Linked DNA regions of Homo sapiens: region 2 is linked to region 1. The links are chromatin loops, found by intact Hi-C in ENCODE. Cell type or tissue: heart right ventricle. All regions are shown on one strand. Links, peaks and the distances in the headings refer to the core of each region. The heading gives the core; the rest is flanking DNA.

Region 1 (6,020 bases), core at 1-5,000:
CCCATTTCATGACCCATATGAGATTTAAAAAGCCACAAAAACTGTGTGGCTCCAAAAGACATTTCTGTACAAAGACCTGAGTTCAAATGGCCAACCTGCCACTAATACACTCTGTGGCTGTGAGAAGCCCCTTCCTCTCCCCAGGCTGGCTCCTGGGCCTACAGCTGAAAGGATTTGCCTGCCCAGGCTTTATGGCCCTTGCAGCTTTGATAGTCCTGCATTCTCTTTTGCAGGTCAGAGGAGAGACAGGCCTCGACCACGCAGTTTCAGTGACTCAGGCTTCATGGGAGAGTAAGAATGTGAAAAATCCATCTCTCCCTAATTGAAATCTCAAGATACATATTTCCTGTCAGTCCTGGAAAGAAATAGCAGAAAATCCATCATCCACACATAAATTGTGTCAATTCCCTTGTCCTGTACAAGTTACTTTGGGGCACAGGGCCCATCAGTCACAGATGGGACTTCCCATCTCACAGCTGTGTGACCATCAGGAGTACACTGCTGCCTTCCACCCCTGCTGTCCCTAACCATGCTGGCACATCAAAAGGCCTGTCCTGAGGCTCAGCAGGTCCCAGGCCAGGCAGGCATGAACACAAGACCCAAAGAAGGGGAGATGCTCCCCAGAACATGTTTCCTTTACAAGTCAAGACCCCTTGGAGATTTAACAACCTACAAAACAACTGCCTACAGGTAAAATAAGAGCTTCCAGGAATTCTAAAAAGGAAACACTCCTTTCACCAGCATCAAAACACTAATATCTTCTCAGGCAGATGAAACCAGGGGTCTGGAGGCCAAAGTGGAGGCGCCAGGTGTCCACTGACACCTACTACAAAGATTTTCCTTGCTTTTCTCTCAGCCACAGGGGGCTCCTGGGCCCTCCAACACTTTTTCCCACCGTGAACCTGACTCCTGATGGTCTGCTTCCTAGGCTCTGAGTACTGAAGTTTCCCCTCAGTCCCAACCACCTGCCCCAGGGAGGACCTAGAGCAGCAGACCCCCTTGCTTTGACCTAGCCCCTCCCTCCATAGCACTGACACTGGTTTGGCTGAGGCCAGCTCAGTGATGTGATCCAGAGAAACCTGGGGCTCCTACTGAAATTACAGCAAACCCAGGGGTGCAGGACAATGTGTCAGTAAAGTAACCTAGTGCCCTGGAGTTGGGCTAGAGCAATCCCAGATTACTGTGGGGTTAACTTACACTGGATAAATGCCAACTCTCTCTCCTCTTCCCCCAGGATGGGAAAGGCAGGCAGCTTGACAAGGACAAGCGTTGACCAGCAATGCTAGCAGAAAAAACCACTTTCTAGACCTGGAGGAGATACGTAGAGGCCATATTTCCTGTAGACAAGCCAACGGGAATTATTTTTGCTTCTTTTTAATGTAAACAGAATACACAATCACATTAAAAACCCCAACATGACACAGAATACACACAGAATTATATATAGATATTTACAGGCCCTCGAAAGCCAAAAGGAAAAATGGCCCCTCTGGTTAAGGGAAGCTTCTCTTCCTACCTTGTCCCTGTCCAAAATCAAAGTGCTGAGGCAGCTGAAGGAGCCTCCGCAATTACTTCTGGATATAATGTAGCAGGAGGCTGGAATAACATCAGAAACACCCCACCCCCACCCCAGAGCACAACCAAGATACCGACTTTCTGGCCCTGGCCCTAATCCTAAACTCTCCTCCTTTGCAAGCTGACAAAGCAAGGATTTGTATGTCTCGAGAGGCATCAGCATGACCCCTGAAATTCAGATGCACGGCGGAGGGGTTCCCATCCCATTCCAGCTTTCCCAGCCTTGGGCTGATTGTGAAATGAGCCAAAACCAACCATATCCAAGAGAGGAGGGTGGGGGAAGTAAAGGAAGAATGGATCTCAGGCAGAGATGACTGCTTCGGAGCAGGACCCTGGGAACCAAGGGGAGGTCAAGCTGGGCTCACCCAAGCCCAGGACAGACTGCGGAAGACACAGTGGGGCTGTGCTGCCACCTGGTGGGGGATGGGAGCACTGCAGCAATGAACTAGGACAGTCCCACAGGTACCTTCAGATCATCTTTTCTCTCCATTTCAGTCCCCTAACCAACAGCCTCACTGCAGCAGCTCTTCCCAGGAAATGGGCTTGGAGAAGACCTCCCTTTCTAACCAGAGGTCATAGTTCATCTGAAAGTCCTCAGGGAGGTCCACCCGTTGGCCCAGGACACTCTGCAGGCAGTTGTCCACTGGCAGGAAGTCAGGGTTGCTGTGGGCCCGGTCATAGCGCCGGGCGTTGAAGCGTTCAATGTTGGCACGAAGGGCACACTCCTCTGCCTGGAAGTCCCAAGGCCGGGCATCAAGATCTGAGACAAAGCAGGAAGAAACACCGTTAGGAGCCATGCCCTGTAGCAGCTCCCCATGGATTCACTGGCCAGGAATATTGAGTGTCAACTAAGAGCAGGATACCTCCGAGCTCATCCTCAGAAAGATGCCAGGAATTCCTTCCTAGATCCAAAGGAGAGTCAAGTACAAGCAGAAAAGCCAGAGGTACTGAGAAAGAGGCTTATACTGTAGGGATTATGTAGACCCAGAGAGGGAGAACCATGTGTACAACACATTTCTCTCAAAGTGGCATTCTCCCTGGCTCTCTGGGGTCAGAGGGAGGAACCTGGAGATCTTCTCCTTTGCTCATTCTCTCTCAACTCCCCAACCAGGTACCGTGTGCCACTGTGGGCCTGCACACATTCACAGGGCATTGAGAGTACAGACACAGTCATTCAGCCATGGTGGTATATTCCAGAAACGCAACAACGCAGCAACACGCACACACAGAGCAGCCCAGGTGGGCAGGGGAGACACACTGTGGGCGAAAGAAGAGTGCCTGCAGAGGCCTAGTAGTGGGAACCACACGGCTATGTTCAGGGACTGAGCACTCCCTGTGCCTGGAGCTCTGGGTATGATGGAGGCTGGACTGACAGCCCGTAACAAGGTTGAAAAGGAAGCTGGGTCAGATTACAGAGGAGGAGAATGAAAAAGGACGAGGGAGCCTCACATGCCCTGCCTGAGTCTGAATCTAATTCTAAGGGAAATAGGAAGCTAATGAAGGATTTTACTCAGGGAGGTAACAGCACAGGATCTGCATGTTGAAAAGATTCACTAGGGGGCCGGGCGCAGTGGCTCACGCTTGTAATCCCAACACTCTGGGAGGCCGAGGCTGGTGGATCGCTTGAACCCAGGAGTTCAAGAACCCCCTGAGAAGGCTGGGCACAGTGGATCATGCCTGTAATCCCAGCACTTTGGGAGGCCGAGGTGGGTGCATCTCTTGAGGCCAGGAACTCGAGGCCAGCCTGGCTAACACAGTGAAACCCCATCTCTACAAAAAATACAAAAATTAGCTGGACATGGTGGCGTGCAGCTGTAGTCCCAGCTACTTGGGAGGCTGAGGGGGGAGAATCGCTTAAACCTGGGGGGCAGAGGTTGCAGTGAGCTGAGACTGTGCCACTGCAATCCAGCCTGGGCGACAGAATCTCTGTCTCAAAAGAAAAAAAAGACCACCCTGGGAAACATGGTGAAACCCTGTCTCTATAAAAAAGATACAATTAGGTGGGCACAGTGGCATGTGCCTGTGGTTCCAGCTACTCAGGAGGCTAAGGCAGGAGGATAGTTTGAGCCCAGGAGGCAGATGTTGTGGTGAGCCAGGATCGCACTCTAGCCTGGGCAACAGAGCGAGACCCTATCTTTAAAAAACATCAAAGTAAAAAAGGATCACTAGGGAAATCTGAGACACTGATGGAGGGGAAGAAATTAGAGGCAGGGAAGTCAGTCAAGAGCTGTAAGAGTTTAGGTGGCCAAAATGGGGATGAAAAGAGGGGACACAGTCTTATGACAATTTCTAGAAAAGGAATGACTTGGAGGTACAAGGAGAGATGGGGATGATCGCAGATGCCAAGGCTGGGTAGCTTCTCAAAGTCCTTCCTAGAGTGCCCATCCTGATGCTACAAAAGCAGGAGCTGGGCTCCTTCCTGTTCCTTGGGGGGAAGCTCAGGGCAGAGAAGTACCTGAGTACCACGGGCAGGGAGTGAAAGATGTCACTTTTCCCGACACACTCCCACCCAAATCTGGCTGAGTGCAGAGTCTCACCATTGCCGTATGCCCAGTCGTCGTTCAGCCGATGCCGCACCTTCTGGTAGATGGCAGACATGGTCTTCATGTTGCTCTTTCGCCACTGCCGCCCCAAGTATTTGGTCTGTACCTTGAGCAGCTTCAGCACATAGAGCTGCATCATGGCTTGTTTCACCTTTAGGGCCCGCTTCAAGATGGGGGCTGACTTGAACACCACCAGCATCTGGGAAGGGAAACAAGCAAGCAGCCCAAGTTGAAGACAAAAATAAATGCATACATCCCAGGTCACACTGCTGCTTAACCCTTTGGAAGTTACTGTCAGGGTGACAAACCATCCCAGTTTCCCTTGGACTGAAGAGTTTCCTGATACATAGGACTTTAAATGCTAAAACCAGTAGAGTTCCAGACAAACCAGGATGGTTGGTCACCCTAACTATGTGTCACTTTGGAATCTGAAGAAAGCTATGGATTCCTTCCAGAAACATTCCGGTGTACATGTACACACAGTTATCAGAGGATTCAAGGACCTCCCCACCCCAAAGGCATCCACAGACCCAGAGTTAAGGAAGATTCTCAGAACCCTGATTATGTTACCAATCAAGATTAAGACGACATGGAAAAAGTTCTTCTATAAATGTAGATTTGTTTCAGTGCATGACTGGGCCTCTTCCAGCTTCCAGTTCAATTCATCAAGGAACTGGGAATTGGCCCTTAAAATGCAAGGATACGGCTACAGCAAAGTTAAGTGAGAAGGCACAGTGAGCCCCACCCTGGGGACTCCCTGCTCCCAGCACTCTTCTTTGAGCTCCAAGTTCCAAGCCTGCTGACTACACTGACTCACTTACCATTGTCCTTGAATGCTTCCACTTTGTCAGCTTGTTCAAGATCCGAAGCAGATTGATACAAGAAAAGAGGTTCCTCCAGCAAAATTGGTTACTGTCACCTGCTTCCTGCAGGGTAAACCCAGGAACAATCAGCCCTCATGGCTGCAGTGTGTGCAGCAGTTTCCAAAAGTCCCTCACACATGATCTCAGGACAGCCGGGTCTCCAGGCCTCTACCAGGAATCCCCTGCTCTCAGAGCAGCCCCAGGACTCCATCCCAGAAGCTGGCAGGGGACTAGGGGAAGAGGGAGGCTCCCTAGACTTTTCCTGCAGGAAATATGAACCATGATACTGGGAGCTGTGGCCTTGGGCTGCCCCAGAGCTCCTACTGCCGAGTCCAGTGTTGAGGGAGAGAAGCCCTCTACTAGGTGAGCTCTGGATCAGCAGCCCCTGAAGACCACACTCCCTGACTAATCCCTAAATCCAAATCTCTCTGCTCTGCAAGAGCCCTCCTCCTGGCCCTTCTGTACACTTACAGTGCTTTAAAAGCCGGGCACTCCACAGTGATTTCACCTGCGGGAGACACCTCTATTCCTGCAGTGTTGGGGTAGGCAGGCTCTCTACCCACTGACCCTGGTGCCAAAAGGACAGCTGAGGAGAGCCCAGCCACTCACCAAACTCTCCGCCGTCAGCTCTGGCAGCTCATGCACCACGCAGTGAGGGTAATCCAGGACAGAAATGCTGCAGAGGGGAGAGGAACCAGATGCCCACCATGAGCAAAGGCCCAGGGCCTGGTGGAGCAGCCGTGCCTGAGCCAGCTCCCAGCTTTCCTCCCTCACTTGTTGGAGCAGAAGTAGGAATCTACCTGATGTGTCCCACCCCAGTTTCCCCACCTATAAGATGAGGAAATATCTGTTACAAGAGAACTTGTAAAGCACCCCTGTAGCCAGAGGCCAGCTTGTTGATCTTGTAAGGGGAAGAGACCCTCACAGCTTCCCCCACAGCAATCAATGTGGGGCGGGGGAGGAGATAGCTCAGGGCAACTAATTTATGCCAAACCTTTCTGGAGACAGGGTCTGGCCGGCGCCCTGTGGTATATCACAC
Region 2 (5,962 bases), core at 1-5,000, 130 kb before region 1:
AACTGTAAGAAGTGGAGGTGTAAACAGACTGTAGCCTACCCTTGTGCCAATCACTGAGTTTTGGCCAATCAAATGTGGTCAACTGCTCGAACCAACTTCAAATAAGGCAAACACCAAGCTGTGACCAATCCAGCTGTTTCTGCACCTCACTTCCATCTTCCGTAAGTCACTTTCCTTTTTCTGTCCATAAATCTTCTTCCATCACATGACTGCACTGGAGTCTCTGAACCTACTCTGGCTCGGAAGGCTGCCCGATTCGCGAATTGTTCTGCCTGATTAGCGAATTGTTCTGCCTGATTAGCGAATTGTTCATTGCTCAATTAAACTTTTACATTTAATCTAGCTGAAGTGGTTTTTTGTTTTTGTTTTTGTTTTTTTTTAACAAGATGAACACAGCTCTGGTCACGTCGCTTGCATGCTGAAAAATATCTGATGGTTCCCCACTGTCTTCTAGAAAATCTTTTTCCATTCCTTTATGTTCTGAACATTCTACATGCAGGTAACTTACTCCTCTTCAAAAGCACACCTCTGGCCTTTGCCTAGGCTGTAATTTTTTCCTGAAATTCCCTTCCTCCTACTCACTTTCTGGTAAACTCCTACAAATTTCTCAAAACCCACCATGAATATCATTTCTTCTTTAAAGTTTTTCCTAATTGCCTCTGGTCCTTGAGCTCTCACAGCTCTTGTCAATACCCACGTCACAGGTTTATGTGTCTCGTCTTCCTTTCAACACTTTGTGCTTAGGGGTGGAGCCCATCTCCTCTCCTGTTTGTATGAACAGTGCTGGCACGTGTGAGAGAAGGAAAGAGTCGGGAGCGAGAGAGAGAGAGAGAGACTAGACAAAAGCTGACCTTTTTCTATGAGTTGTGAGCTGAGCAGGAGGGACCAGACAAGGGGCTACAAAGTTGTACCAGCCTTTTGGGCTAAGATGCTGTCTTCTAGAATAAGAGGACGATCTTAGGACTTCAAACTTCTACTTTCTAAAACATGGCTATTTTAATACTGGCTTCATTTTATTATCCTTTCCTCTTCTCTTTCCTTTTTTTTTTTTTTTGGTAATTATTTCCTTTTTTATCTATGTCAATCATTTTCACAAAAAGGTCCAGACTACCTGTGAGACCCAAATTCATACCATCATTAAGATTTCCATCACACCCTAAACCTAAAAGGTTTAGGATCAATAAAGATGTGAATAAATTCCTCAGCCTAGTCACACTTCAGGGTCAAATTTCATAAATGGAGGCAGCCACTCCTGGGAGGATACCACAATCCCAAACTGCAGATCAGAGCTGGCCCTATATAGCTTGGAGATTTCTTGGAGGATGGAATATTCAACAACTTTGGATAGAAAAAAAATTTGTTTGTTAAGATTGCTCTTTTTCCACTAAAAAATTATGGAATATTTATTATAAAATGTACAAAGGCAGAGAAGATAGTGTAATGAATACCTATCACCCACATACGTATCACCCAGCAAATTGATGGAACCAAATCTGATGTTGATAGGGCCCAGGAAAGCATCTGAGGGTGAACTTGACCTTTGAGGAGAAAAGTGCCTGGTGCAGGTGGTCCCTGGGCACCCTCCCTTCCAGCCTGCAGCTCAGAGGGGTACTCTTGCTGATGGAGATGACCACAGATGCCCAGTGCTAATCTGGGGGTAAATTGAGCCTGGCACCTTCAGTACAGAATGCTTATTGTTCCTTGCATTTAAAGGGGCTCTTTCCAGGATTCCTGGGTGATGGTGCATGATTCTAACAAGCAACAACAGAGGATGAACCCCCGGCCAGATTCAGAAAACCCCACGCCCCTTCCAGGCATCAGGATGTGACTGCAAGAGGAGGATGGGCAATGGGCTTTTCCCTCAGAAAAGGCGGCTCGCCCCCTCCTCGGGGTGTCTGCTCTAAAACAGAGGAACAGCTTCCTGCCAATTCTTCAGCATGATGGCTGAACTACTTCCTCACTCAGGGAAACAAAGTGTATCAAGGCGTTTGACTCGTGGGCATGATGATGCTTTTGAGCCCACAAGCAGCTGCTGAGCCCTAGCCTGAGCGCATGCGTGACAGGAGCACACACCTTGCTTCTCAGCACTGCTGTGCACCTGCTGGTGTGGAGCCAGCCGGGGCCACGAAGCACCAGATGGCACTGGAGCACTGGGCTCCCGCTGCCCAAGAACAGTGTCACCTTCACAAGGGACGAGGATAATAATAGCTAACATTTACCACATGCTCTCCACTTGCCAGGAGCAGTCCTAAGCACTTTCCCGACAACCCCATTGGGGAGGTGCCACTGTCCACCCCATCTTGCCATTGCGGAAACTGAGACCCTCAGGGCAAAGGAACTTGCCCAACAACTGCTGAGTGATGAGGTAGAGTCTGAACCAGATCGTCTGGCTCCAGAGCCCACGCTCTGGTAATGAGGCTGGGCCACCTTCATCATCCTGCTGAGAAGCCCTCTCTCTAACTGTGGGAGTCAAGAAGCTCCACCCCTAACCTCCACCCCTGGGCCTTCAGAACTTGCAGAGAACCCACTTCTCTTCTCTAGGAGTTGATGCACACCCCGATCCCTCAGTCTCCTTTTCCTCATCCCTGTATCCTGTAACACCTGGTTCTTCTTCTCCAGATGTACCCATGATGTCAGTTTCCGGTGTACCCCCCTGTGATATTTTATGCGTATACCAGCAGTATACACACACACATACATTACATACACATATACATACACGCACGTGAATATGTGTGGGTGTGTTCCTCTTTTTCCCTACTGTCCACATCAGAGTGGTCATGGAACTCTCCACACTCCTGGGGCCACTGCCCTTGCTCCCAGCCTCGGCACTTCCTCAACATGCTAAGTTGGGAACCCACAGAGTCCCAGAGCTCCTGGCACACTGCCCCTTCTGCTGTTGCCCACTCATAGCCTCCTCCCTACAGTTATCCACCCTTTCTGTGCTTCAGTTTTCCCATCTGCACAGTGGTGATAATGAGAGTACCGACCTCTCCAGGGTTGTTAGGAGGTTTAAATGGGTTTATATATGCAAAGTGCACACAAAAGTGCCTGCTACAGAATAAGCACTATCCATTGTAAAACACGGGCTTCTGGGCTGCGCGCAGTGGCTCACATCTATAATCCCAGCACTTTGGGAGGCCGAGGTGGGCGGATCACAAGGTCAGGAGATCGAGACCATCCTAGCTAACATGGTGAAACCCCTACTAAAAATACAAAAAATTAGCCGGGCATTGTGGCACATGCCTGTAGTCCCAGCTACTTGGGAGGCTGAGGCAGGAGAATCGTTTGAACCCGGGAGGCGGAGGTTGCAGTGAGCCAAGATCACGCCACTGCACTCTGGCCTGGGCAACAGAGCGAGACTCCGTCAAAAAAAACCAACAAAAACAGAAAAAACAGGCTTGTATAATTGCCTCACTGATCGTCGGAAACAGCGTGCTTTCAGAGATGTTCAAATGTGAAAAACTGTCTATCTTGGAGTTGCGGAAGTGTTGGCGATCTCCATGCTAGAGAGTCCACTGCACACTCCTGACCCCTAGCCTCCAGGGGGCCCTTCGTGCTGCCACTGCCCACACATTTCTCCCATCTCTTACACAGTTACTTCACACTCACTCCTCCTTAGCCCTCCAAGTCCTCCTCCTCCCTTCCTGCTCTCAGACAATCACCTTGTCTCCTACTTCACTGCGAAAAATGACACAATCAGAAGAGAGCTCCTTCCCACAGCATCTCACCTGCCAGCGTCCATGCGCCGTGGCCCAGCCTTTCCCTCCTGCTACTATGGGGACTGTGTGTGGTCCTAGCTGAGACCAACTCTTCCAGCTGAGCACTGCAGTCTCTCCCTCCTGCTTATTTCTCCTCTCCTATGACACAAACTACCTTCTCTTTTTTGAATTTTTTAAGTGCACAATTCAATCGTTTTTAGCGTATCACACTGTTGTGTAACTATTACCACACTCAATTTTAAAACCTCTTCATCACCCCAAAAAGAAAACCCAAACACATAGAGTCATTCCCCATGTCTCCCCCAACCTCCCCACAAGCCCAGTACTAACCACTAATCCACCTTCTTTCTCTATGGATTCACCTATTCTGGACATTTCATATCATTGGACTCATACCGTGTGTGGTCTTTTGTGTTTGGCTTCTTTCATTTAGCTTAAAGTTTTCAGGAGTTGCATGTTGCAATGTGTATCACTGCCTCATTCCTTTTTATGGCTGGATAATATCCCACTGTATGCATATACCACATTTTAAAAATTTATTCATCAGTTGATGGACATTGTGTTGTTTCTACTTTTTGGCTATAATACACAATGCTGCTATGAACATTTGTGTATAAGTTTTTGTGTGAACATGCTTTCAGTTCTCTTGGATATGTGCCTAGGAGTGGAATGGCTGGGTCATATGCTAACTCTGTTTAACCTTTTGAGGAACTGCCACGCTGTTTTCCAAAGCCATTATACCATTTCACATTCCCACCAGTGGTGTATGATGGATTATTTTTATCATATAAATTGTGAAATAACACCCTTGACCCCATGACCCTCTCCAGTTACCATCCCATTTCTCATTTCTCTGCTCCTGTATCGCAAAACTCCTGAGAATAACTGGTATCTATTACTTGTCTCCAATTCCTCGCTCCCATTTTCCCTTCAACCCATTATTATTAGATTTGTCCTCAGCACTCCACCCAAGTAGCCCTTGTTGAGGTCACTAGTGACCCCTCTGTTGCCAAGTGCCTCGGTCAATTCTCAGACCTCATCACCTGACCTCTCAGCAGCTTTGGACATGGCTGATTGTTCCCTCTTTCTTAAAACATTTTCTTCACTCTGCATCTAGAATGTCTGTTTGTCTGTCGGCCTGCCTGTCTCTCTCTCTGCTCCTATTCTTCGACCTCCCCGCCACCGCCCACCCACAGCTATCCCGCCCTCAGCCTCTAAACACCAGGGCCCCAGTGCTCAGCTCTCTTCTCTGTCTTTGTTCATTCTCTAGGTGATTGTGAACCAATCTGTGGCTTTAAATTCTCTCTGTTATCCCGCACTCCCAAATGTAGACCTCCACACCTGACCTCTAGATCCATACATCCAACTGCCTCCTCAGCATCTCCATGTGGAGATCTATTAGATATTTTAAGCCTGCCATGTCCAAAAGAGTACTCTTGATGTTCCCCACCAAATCTGTTCCCTCCACTGTCTTCCCCATCTCCATGAATGTCAATTCCATCCTTCCAACTGCTCATGTAAAGGGCCACAGTCATCCTTGACTCCTCTCTTCCTCTTACACCTCACAACCAATCCAACAGCAAACCCTTTTGACTCTGCTTCTGAAATGTATCTTCCATCGAACCAACTCTCATCACTCCCATTGCCATCACCTGGGCTCAAACCCCAGTCATCTCTCACCTGGAGGACCTCCTGACAGGTCTCCCTGTCCTGTCCTCATTCCCTCAGATTTTCTACAGAAGCCACTTAAGAGGCTTAGAATGATCGTCCTAAGAAGTCAGATCATGCTACTCCTCTGCTGAGAACTCTCGATGGCTCCCTTTTCACCAGAGTAAATGTCAAACTTCTTACCTTAACCACAGGACCCTCATGATCCGGCTGTACATTACTACCGACCATACGTCCTACCTCCTTCCCCTCCTATTCGAGCCACACTGGCCTCTTTGAATATGCCAGCCACAGCCAGTCTCAAGTCCTTTTCACACTCATTGTTCCCTCTGTTCAGGATGGAATGCATTACTTCTAAATATCCACATAGCCTGCTCCCTGGCCTCCTTCAGGTCTTCATTCATACGTCACTTCTCAGCAAGGCGTTCCTTGACGGTACTGTCCATAATTGCAACTCTTCTCACCGAATGCCCTAAACCTCCTTTCTCTGCTTTATTTTTCCCCTTGGCATCAACAGTTAATGACAATTCTTTATCTTATATTATCTGACAACATCTGTCTCCCTCCACCAG

The links. Hi-C counts contacts between places; a loop is a spot of excess contacts. Peaks named below come from ENCODE experiments on the same cell type or tissue, not always from the same donor. Only the 100,000 strongest peaks of a DNase experiment are listed, where the experiment ranks them.
Region 2: a loop joins it to region 1, with 3.0 times the contacts of the local background. A loop is called at or near these places in 3 of 110 quality-filtered maps.

Annotation. Positions count from the first base shown.
Region 1 is chr1:110,049,980-110,055,999 of GRCh38, reverse strand. It overlaps STRIP1 (striatin interacting protein 1), which reads right to left. Exons shown (of 21, transcript NM_033088.4): 18 at 5,591-5,657; 19 at 4,940-5,044; 20 at 4,113-4,317; 21 at 1,359-2,335. The coding sequence ends at 2,088. Among named protein-coding and RNA genes, the nearest start is that of ALX3, 18 kb to the left of the region's middle. In heart right ventricle, for the core only: a CTCF peak has its summit at 1,995 (motif pointing left); a DNase peak (open chromatin) is centred at 1,999; H3K27ac peaks cover 1,177 bases.
Region 2 is chr1:110,181,538-110,187,499 of GRCh38, reverse strand. All of the region lies in intron 6 of SLC6A17 (solute carrier family 6 member 17), which reads right to left. Among named protein-coding and RNA genes, the nearest start is that of SLC6A17-AS1, 16 kb to the right of the region's middle. In heart right ventricle, for the core only: CTCF peaks have their summits at 1,958 and 2,158 (motif pointing right); no DNase peak of the experiment used is centred there; H3K27ac peaks cover 1,300 bases.